Linked DNA regions of Homo sapiens: region 2 is linked to region 1. Evidence: read pairs that join two places in POLR2A ChIA-PET (ENCODE). Cell type or tissue: Panc1. All regions are shown on one strand. Links, peaks and the distances in the headings refer to the core of each region. The heading gives the core; the rest is flanking DNA.

Region 1 (5,503 bases), core at 273-5,272:
AGGCCTGGAATGTTGTCTCTTTCTGATGCTGCTTTGTTGTTACATTTCCTTGACTTTCCTGCTTTTCTCTTCCACTCTTAAAAACCATTGTTACTCTATTATGCCTACCTGGATAAGCCAGGATAAACTCTCTATTTCAAAATCAGTTTATCAGGAACTTTAACTCTACCTGCAACTGTAACTCCTCTTTACCATGTAACCTAATATATTCAAAGGTTCCGAGAATTCACAGAACATGGACATCTCTGGGGAGTCAAGATGCTGCCTACCACAGTACCCATGCTTATAATCAGTATACTACAACAATCATGCTCATGCTCAACTGTTAGGGTTCAGAGAGTCAGTATGCTTCCATACTAAGCAACATAACTGTTAAATTAGGAGGATCATGAGTGTCCAACCCTTTGAATGTGAGGACTATTTTGCTTATCTGTGGTGGCGGATATCACAAAAGTTATGCACAGACCTTTTTTTTTTTTTAACCTCATCAGCTATTGTTAGTTTTATTGTATTTTATGTGTGGCCCAAGATAATTCTTATTCCAATATGGCCCAGGGAAGCCAAAATGTTGGACACTGGTGGAAATTATTAACTCTCAAAGTAAAACCAAGTGATTGAGTCAATGGAGTTAACTCATCTATCTAAATAGGTCTTAAAAGGAAACAAGTCAATAAGAGATATCATCTTCCCCTTTCTTACCAAGCTTCTGAAGTATAATACTGAGTGTTAGGGGGGAGAAAGAGAAACAAGTAAAGCTGGGCTTGTTCTAAGTAGCTTGTTCTAAGTAGCTGGAAGGAGAGAGAAGCACTATAAAAGGTCTGAATTCTGGTAGTAGGGCTGTGGTTGGCATTACATCCAGCCTGTTCAGATGATACTCTATGCTATGGTTTGAATATGCACCCAAAGTTCACGTGTTGGAAGCTTAATCCACAATGCAACAGTGTTGAGAGGTGGGATCTTTAAGATGTAAATAGGTTATGAGGACTGTGCCCTCTGAAGGGGTTAATGTCACCATCATGGGAGTGGGTTTGTTATAAAAGCCAGTCTGTCAAGACCAGTCTAAGCCCAGTGAGACCTTGTCTCTACAAAAGGAAAAAAAAAAAAAAGCCAGGCGCTGTTGAGCACCAGTAGTCCCAGCTACTTGGGAGGCTGAAGTAGGGAGGAACACTTGAGGCCAGGAGTTCAAGGCTGCAGTGAGCCAGGATTGTGCCACTGCACTCCAGCCTGGGCAAAAGAGTGACACTGTCTTTTTAAAGTGAGTTTCTCTCTCTCCCTCACTCTAACCCTCTCTCAGCCTCTTGCCTTCCACCATGAGATAACACAGCAAGAAGAAGGCCCTTGCCAGATGTCAGCACTTTGGTATTGGACCTCCCAGCCTCCAGAACTGTGAGAAGTAAATTTCTCTTCTTTATAAATTACCAAATCTGTGGTACTGTTATAGCAACACAAAATAAACTAAGAAACCCTAAGATGCAATTGTTCTTCAAATAACCTCTAAATGAGAATTTGGCAGGAAGCTGGTCTCCACACAGGAATTACTCAAATCACCAGGACTCAAAAGATAGAAGATGGGGTGGGGGTGGGGGTTGACTTCCTTCTTTGTCACAATATCAAACATGGAGACTTTTTCCCTTTTTTCTTCCTCCCTAGAGTAGGAGGAAGGGGAGCTTCACATAAGAGTGTCAAGTTTGAGGGACACTGGCAAGAGAGCTAAGGAAACCTAAAATAGAATCTTTGTCTATTGTTGTGGTTAGCCTAGAAGGCACTTTGCAACATTCATTACTATAAACATCATCATTAATAAGTCCATACACACACACACACACACACACACACACACACACACACACAGAGTTGCTCCTCATTATTTTGAATTCCATATTTATGAATTCACCTGCTTGCCAAAATTAATACCATATCAGTTCAGGGTGGCAATAACAATTGATAATATCAATTTCTGCATTATTTAGCAACTGCTATTGTTTCCACTTGGAAATAGGAAACTAAGAGCCACCTGAATAAGAACGTATGGGAAAATAGGATTTGCTGCACATCAAGTTTTTATATGGTCAAGCTCCAAGGACCATATCTCTACCATAAAGTCAAATATACCTGCATGTTCTGAAGGACTTCATTCCATTTACATTTTAATATATATACGGCATCTTTGAACAGAAACACACATATAACAAGGTTACATGATTTATTTAAAAAAGCTCATAGGAACCTAAGCCTGTATTCCCTCTAGGAGGAATGGTTCAGTCTTTGATTAGGTAGTTATTTGTAATTTTATAGAACATAACTAGCACAAATAATGAGAACTGACTATATATGAATATTGATAGAAAAGATGGCCAAAATTATGTTTTTTAAAAAACTGTGATACATACTGTCTTTTTTTTTTTTTTTTTTTTTTTTTTTTTTTTTTGAGACAGAGTCTCGCTCTGTGGCCCAGGCTGGAGGAGTGCAGTGGCACAATCTCAGCTCACTGCAACCTCCACCTCCCGGGTTCAAGAGATTCTCCTGCCTCAGCCTCCAGAGTAGCTGGGACTACAGGTGCCCACCACCAAGCCCGGCTAATTTTTGTATTTTTAGTAGAGATAGGTTTCACCATATTGACCAGGCTGGTCTCAAACTCCTGACCTCAGGTGGTCCGCCCGCCTCGGCCTCCCAAAATGCTGGGGTACAGGCATGAGCCACCGCGCCCAGCTGATACATACTGTATTTAAAAAAATTTGTTGGGCTGGGCGCGGTGGCTCACACCTGTAATCCCAGCAATTTCGGAGGCCAAGCCAGGTGGATCACTGAAGGTCAGGAGTTCGAGACCAACCTGGCCAACATGGCGAAATCCCATCTCTACTAAAAATACAAAGATTGGCTGGGCATGCTGGTGCGTGCCTGTAATTCCAGCTACTCCGGAGGCTAAGGCAGAAGAATCACTTTAACCTGGGATGCGGAGGTTGCAGTGAGCTGAAATCGCGCCACTGCACTTCAGCCTGGGCAACAGAGTGAGACTCTGTCTCAAAAAAAAAAAAATATTCTGTTGAATTATCAATTCTTTTCCCCATCATCATTTAGGACCTGACCCAAATGATAAATACTGATCAAAAATTAATGTTTGAATCTACTTTTTTAATTGAAGAGAGTGTGGATAAAAAAGACTGATATTAATCCATAGATCGACATATATCAAATTAATTTACTAGTTATCTGCACCTGTTTTTAAGCTGTGAAGACTTGATAATGCTCTGGAGTTCAACAACTGCTTTAGCCTCGAAATGTCCAGGTAAGGCATCAACGCTGGGAGACAGGAAAACAGCACGTATATGAGAAAGGCAGGATGCACGCTGACTGTTTCCAGCCATTCCTCATATTTATATTCTGACTCTTCACATCCATTTACATGTTTAATCTCCCAACTATATGAACTTGCCTCCTTTGGCTTTTTGGAGTGAAATAATGAAGTAAAAAAATTAATATGGAAATAGCATGAATGGTTTTATTCTAGTTCAATAAAGCTGTTATATTAAAAAGAGATACAAAGTTTTTGATTCAAAAAAGTTCATGTTTCCTTTCTATTTTCATATTACATGGGGAGCCTTTTAGCGTGGGCTATAAAATGATCATTTATATTCAGCTTTTCATTCCTTAGGATGACCTAAAAATTAAAACCAGAACTTCGTATTTCTGAAATAGGGCTTACTTCTGGCTACACTATTTCAACCCTAAAATCATTGTTTAAAATATGTACATAATAACGATGTGTATATATTTAAAATTTTGTTTTATTAAAAAATAAAACCTTTTGATTTTCAAAGTTTAGCACATACACGTATGGAAGTTTCCACCCAGAAAGGCACTAATATTCTGTGGAAAACTATTTTAGAATGCAACAACATTAAGAATTTTTGTAATCCTGATACTACTTTGTGCTCTTAAAACAGTATTAGGGATAGGTGCAGTGGCTCACGCCTGTAATCCCCGGCACTTTGGGAGGCCAAGGTGGATAGATCACTTGAAGCCAGGAGTTTGAGACCGGCCTGGCCAATTTGGTGAAACCCTGTCTCTACTAAAAATATTTTTTTAAAAATTAGCCAGACATGGTGGTGTGCGCCTGTAGTGCCAGCTAGTTGGGAGGCTGAGGCAGGAGAATCACTTGAACCCAGGAGGCAGAGGTTGCAGTGAACCAAGATCTCTCCACTGCACTCCAGCCTGGATGACAGAGTTAAAGATTGTCTCAAACAAACAAAAACAGTATGAGAAATATTTCCTTGCTCAGAGCATGTAAAAAGTTTGTTGAACTGAATTATATAAAGATTTATCATATTATGGCCCCCATTTTATAACATTATTAGTTTGAGAATGGATATTTTAAATTCCATGAAATTACCTATACATGCTTTAGTTGCTTCTGATTGGAAACAATTTTCCACACTGTTGTTTGGCATTCATTGAGTACTGATAACAGAACATATGCTATAAAACCTAAGGAAATGGTACACAAGGTATTTTTTCAAAGTTTTCTTAAGTGAGATGACTATATTAAAATATTCATGACCCAATACACTTATGTCAAAGAGAGAACAAAACCCACAATTATAAAAGAACAACTTTGCGAGGCATGGTGACTCACGCATGTAATCCCAACACTTTGGGAGGCTGAGGTGGGAGGATGGCTTGAGCCCAGGAGTTCAAGATCAGCCTGGGCAACATAGGGAGAATCCTGTCTCTACAGAAAATTTAAAAATTAGCCAAGTGTGGTAGTACAGGCCTGTAGTCCCAACTACTTGAGAGGCAAAGGTAGGAGGATCACTTGAGCTCAGGAGGTCAAGGCTGCAATGAATGGTGACTATGCCATTGCACTTCAGCCTAGGCAAGAGAGCAAGACTCTGTCTCAAAACAAAAACAAAAACCCCCAAAACAAAAAAACCCAACAACGTTCTACATCAATGAACTACAGCAAAGGCTGTATTCAGAGCAAATTTCAGATACTTATACACCTGTTACTAAAAAGGAAATAACATAAACAAATGAGTTGAGGAATTTAGGAGCAAACAAAATTAGGAGAATTTACAATCTAAAAAAAAAAATGGCCAGGCACAGTGGCTCAAGCCTGTAATCCCAGCACTTTGGGAGGCTGAGGCAGGCAGATTGCCTGAGGTCAGAAGTTTGAGACCAGTCTGATCAACGTGGTGAAACCCCGTCTCTATTAAATACAAAAAATTAGCTAGGCATGGTGGCACATGACTGTAATCCCAGCTACTTGGAGGCTGAGGCAGGAGAACTGCTTGAACCAGGGAGGTTGAGGATGCAGTGAGCTGAGATTGTGCCATTGCACCAGGCTGGGCAACAAGAGCAACACTCCGTCTCATAAAAATAAATAAAATAAAATAAACAAAAGATTCCCGGCTGAGTGCAGTGGCTCATGCCTGTAATCTCAGCACTTTGGGAGACCAAGGTGGGCGGATCACCTGAGGTCAGAAGTTTGAGATGAGCCTGGCCA
Region 2 (5,267 bases), core at 268-5,267, 130 kb before region 1:
AAGTACACTAGTGCCCCACTAATCTGTGGTTTTGCTTTCCAAGCTTTCAGTTACCCGAGATCAACTGCGGTTTTAAAATATTATGTGGAAAATTCCAGAAATACATAGTAAGTTTTCAATTGCATGCCATTAAATCTCATGCTGTCCCTGACCCCTTCCTCTCCGGAGGTGAATGCTCCCTTTGTCCAGTGGCTCCACGATGACTACATTCCCCAAATTGTTCTCTTAGGAACCCTTTCTGTGTTCAAGGAACCCTTACTTTACTTAATTATGGCCCCAAAGCACAAGATAGGGATGCCGGCATACTGTTATAATTGTTCTATTTTATTATTAGTTATTGTTGTTCATCTCTACCTGTGACTAATTTATGAATTCAACTTTATCATAGGTATGTAGGTATAGGAAAAAAACATGGTATGTATAAGGTTCAGTACTATCTGCAGTTTCAGACATCCCCTGGGGGTCTTGGAACATATCCCCCGTGGATAAGGGGAAACTACTGTAAAAGTTTGTGTTTTATAGAGTAGTTGTGAGAACTACATTAATCCATAATGTGTGGCTCATGATACTCATTGATAGATGGTAGTAGCAACAATAAAAAATAATATTATCAAGTAACTGATTCATAATTGACTCTCAAAAACGTTAATTTTCTGCTTTCCTTTACCTAAGTTTACCTACATGTTTGAATTTGTAAAGGGAAGGTTTTTCTAGACCAATAATTTTCAAATATTTTTGCTCTCATACTTCCTCAAAGGAAACTGAAAAAGTTGCAACATACTTGCATGTCATTTTTCTATATAAGTTGAAAGAATAGCAAATTGTTATTTTCCCACGCATCGTAAAGATTAGCAGGTCATCCCTCTTTAAAATGTACCAAATGGAATCTAAATATCATCGCAATTTGACCCAGCATCATCCATTTAAACAAATATACAAGTTTTTCTTTAACAATGAGAAATTTTATCTCATTACATTTTCTCCCTAAACTCTTATTTCAATCTACATTCCTAAGAATTTTATCCTAATGTAGTATATTTTTATGCTTAAATATCTTTTGTTGATCAACACAATTTTGATCATTTTTAAATTTTAAAAATTAAGAACATCCTGTGACATCAAATTCTAGGTATGAAATATTTATTCTAGATTGGGTGATCATTATAATTATTTTTTGTACATAATTGATCAAAATAACATAAATATACTACAAATTTCTATGACTACTAAACATATAAAAGTAAAATTTTAAACAAATATATCTCTTAATGAGAAGGAAGAGCTTTTTATACTCCAATAAGTTAACGTATCCACTAATAATTATTATTTCTTCCTAGAACAAGACAGGATTAAGCATCATGACCGTCCCTATTGGGGGATGTTTTTATAGATGCAAGCACTGTGGCACCTACTGGTATAAATGCACCTGCTGATTGGAATGTTCTTTCCCCAGATCTTCCCCTGCTGGTTTCTTCCCAGTATTCAGGTCTCAGCTCAAATGTGACTTCCTCAATGAGGCCTCCTGGTGATCAGATCTAAAGCACCCTCTACACAATCACTGTTTAGTGCTATACCCATTAATTTACTATCATCACACTTGTCACTATCTGCAGATGTCTTGTTTGGTTACTTTTGTAGTGTTTGTCACTGCCAGAATATCAGTTCTATGAAGAAAAGGGCCTTGTCTGTCTTGCTGTTTGTAGACATGAGGAAGGCACCATGATATAAATGTGTGTTAATGAATGAATGAATGAAATTTGTCTGAGAGAACCATTCATTCTAACCAACATTTATGGAGTAACTACTTTGAAAAGAACCATTCTGTCTTTACTATCAAGCCAAGATACTCAAGGAAGGCAGCAGAAGTGGAAGCTCCATGTGGGCAGAGGAGCCTAGTCTTGAGATGTGATTTAGCTGGTATTTGGGTGAAACAAATAAACCAGCCTCAAAATAACACAAGGGGCCGGGTGCAGTGGCTCACGCCTGTATCCCAGCACTTTGGGAGGCTCGAGGCAGGCAGATTACTTCAGGTGAGGAGTTCGAGACCAGCCTGGCTAACATGGTGAACCTCCATCTCTACTAAAAATACAAAAACTAGCTGGGCATGGTGATGGGTGCCTGTAATCCCAGTTACTCGGGAGGCTGAGGCAGGAGAATTGCTTGAGCCTGGGAGGCAGAGGTTGCAGTGAGCTGAGATTCTGCCACTGCACTCCAGCCTGGGTGACAGAGCGAGACTCCGTCGAAAAGAAAAAAAGAAAGAAAGAAAAAAAACACACAAGGATGTGCAACTGATGCAGGGCAGGTGAGCCCAGAATTGGGCTTAGCTCAGGAGGGTTCTTGGTTTTGCTCAGGAAAGAATTTAAGAGCTACCTGGTAGAAGAAAAGCTCTACTGATATGGCAACAGCTCCCTGAGTGCCCCTGTAGAGCAGAGCTACCCTATAGGCAGTGTGCTGACAGCAGTAGCTTAAAGGCAGGTCTGCAGTGATATTTATAACCTACTTTCAATTACATGCAAATTAAGGGGCAGATTATGCAGAAATGTCTAGAAAAAGGGTGGTAACTTCCGGTTGTCGGCTCACTGCCATGGAAAGGGGCAGTAAGCTCTGGATGTTGCCATGACAATCGTAAACTGACATGGCACACTGGTGGGCACGTCTTATGGAAAACTACTTCTGCCCCATCCTTGTTTTGACTACTCCTCAATTTGGTCCCATGTCAGAGCCCTGCCTCCAGAGTCAAGCCCTGTCTACCTCACAATTATTATGTATCAGGTTTTTAAAAAATAACACAAGTAAGGCTGGGCATGGTGGCTCACGCCTTTAATCCCAGCACTTTGGGAGGCCGAGGTGGGCAGATCACTTCAGATCAGAAGTCTGAGACAAGCCTGACCAACATGGTGAAACCCTGTCTCTCCTAAAAATGCAAAAAAAAAAAAAAAGAAAAAAAAATTAGCTGGGCATGGTGGCAGGCGCCTATAGTTCCAGCTACTTGGGAGGCTGAGGCAGAATTGCTTGAACCCATGCAGCGGAGTTTGCAGTGAGCTGAGCACCACTGCACTGCAGCCTGAGGGACAGAGCAAGATTCCACCTCAAAAAAAAAAAAAAAAAAAAAAAAGGAAAAAGAATAACACAAGGAAATTAAACACAGATAACGTGCATCTGGATAATCTGGAATATTTTCAGCCTGGGATCTTCCTCGTGCTCGGAAACGTGTAGGGAAACGTGTAGGGACAGTTTTCAGCTGGTGTGGGGTGGGGGAATGCCAACATATGGTTGGCTTTCCACAGTCCTGCTAAAGCCCTGCAATGTGCAGAACAAACCGGTCCAGCTAAGAAAAGTCCCACCCAAAATGCTGAGAGCACCTCTGTACTCAATCAACCGTTGAGGTAAAAGGATGCTTGCAAGTACAACACATGTATCAGTGCATTTTAAACTCATTATAAAATCGTTCTGTAAACCAAAAATAAAATTCTACGCCCAGAACCATCTGAAAAGACCACTCCTCTGGGTCAAAGGCATTCCAAATTTAACCACAAAAACTAGTTCAGGCCATGATGGGAAGGGGAGCCAGACATGCCTCATTATTCCCTCCTCCGTTTGGAATTTAGGCACAGCTGACCAGCATTGACATCAACACAGGCCTCAAGACAGGTAGAACACACTCTTTAAGTCTGACAAGAAACATTTACAATCTATCTCTCTAAAGCCTGCTACCTGGAGGTTTAATCTGCATGATGAATCCATGGTCTCCACAACCCCTTATCTTAACCCAGATATTCCTTTCTATTCATTCAAATCTTTTTTTTTTTTTTCCCCATACGGCTCTGTCACCCAGACTGGAGTGCAGTGGCGCTTTCTCAGCTACTGCAAGCAACCTCCGCCTCCTGGGTTCAAGCGATTCTCCTACCTCAGCCTCCTGAGTACCTGGGGTTACAGGCGTGTGCCACCTCGCCCCACTAATTTTTGTATTTTCAGTAGAGAGGGTTTCACTATGTTGGCCAGGATGGTCTCAATCTCCTGACCTCGTGATCTGCCCGCCTCGACCTCCCAAGTGCTGGGATTACAGGCGTGAGCCACCGCGCCCAGCCCTCTATTGATTCCAGATCTTTAGATAACAATTCTTTCAACCAAATGTATAAAAAATCAAGTTGTAGCCCAACCACCTTGGGGACATGTTCTCAGGATCTGCTGAGGGCTCTATCACCGGCCATTGGTCACTCATATTTGGCTCAGAATAAATTTCTTCAGATATTTTACAGAGTTTAACTCTTTTCATCAACAGTTCCCACTCCCCAGTGTTAATGTTATAAACAATTCAGTAAAACTGGGAAATGTGGTCTATTAAAAACTTGGGGCCGAGTGCGGTGGCTCACGCCTGTAATCCCAGCACTTTGGGAGGCCAATGTGGGTGGATCACCTGAGGTCAGGAGTTTGAGACCAGCCTGGCTAACATGGCGAAACCCCGTCTCTACTAAACATGAAAAAAAAAAATTAGCCGGGCGTGGTGGCGGCGCCTGTAGTCCCAGCTACGCGAGAGGCTGAGGCAGCAGAATTGCTTGAACCCAGGAGGCGGAGGTTGCAGTGAGCCGAGATCGCACCATTGCACTCCAGCCTGGGTGAGAGAGCGAGACTCTGTCTCAAAAAAAAAAAAAAAAGACCGCCAGGGCTCAAACAAAAAACCTCGGAAAAGCCCTGGCGGTCTTTTTTTTTTTTTTTTTTTTTTTTTTGGGACAGTCTTGCTCTGTCGCCCAGGCTGGAGTACAATGGTCGGATCTTGGCTCACTGCAACCTCTGCCTCCCAGGTTCAAGCAATTCTTCTGCCTCAGCCTCCCAAGTAGCCACCACGCCCAGCTAATTTTTGTACTTTTAGTAGAGACGGGGGTTTCACCATGTTGTCCAGGCTGGTCTTGAACTCCTGACCTCAGGTGATCCACCCGCCTCGGCCCCCCAAAGTACTAGGATTACAGGCGTGAGCCACCGCGTCCAGCGCCCTGGCGGTTTTTAATCAAGTAGAAAAGCTGCATTATACCACTTGCTTCGGTTGCTTCAGTGAGAACGAAGAAATGGAAATGCAAATCCCTTATTAGTTGTAGGAAACAGATCTCAAACAGCAGTTTTGTTGACAAGACCGCAGGAAAACGTGGGAACTGTGCTGCTGGCTTAGAGAAGGCGCGGTCGACCAGACGGTTCCCAAAGGGCGCAGTCCTTCCCAGCCACCGCACCTGCATCCAGGTTCCCGGGTTTCCTAAGACTCTCAGCTGTGGCCC

Evidence for each region. Peaks named below come from ENCODE experiments on the same cell type or tissue, not always from the same donor. Only the 100,000 strongest peaks of a DNase experiment are listed, where the experiment ranks them.
Region 2: POLR2A ChIA-PET joins it to region 1 with 23 read pairs; 3 of 35 experiments call an interaction of 5 or more read pairs at or near these places.

Annotation. Positions count from the first base shown.
Region 1 is chr18:784,687-790,189 of GRCh38, forward strand. All of the region lies in intron 1 of YES1 (YES proto-oncogene 1, Src family tyrosine kinase), which reads right to left. Among named protein-coding and RNA genes, the nearest start is that of YES1, 25 kb to the right of the region's middle. In Panc1, for the core only: no CTCF peak of the experiment used is centred there; no DNase peak of the experiment used is centred there.
Region 2 is chr18:652,232-657,498 of GRCh38, forward strand. All of the region lies in intron 1 of TYMSOS (TYMS opposite strand RNA), which reads right to left. Among named protein-coding and RNA genes, the nearest start is that of TYMS, 2.8 kb to the right of the region's middle. RefSeq lists an enhancer at 5,146-5,267. In Panc1, for the core only: no CTCF peak of the experiment used is centred there; no DNase peak of the experiment used is centred there; H3K4me3 peaks cover 1,304 bases; H3K27ac peaks cover 2,341 bases.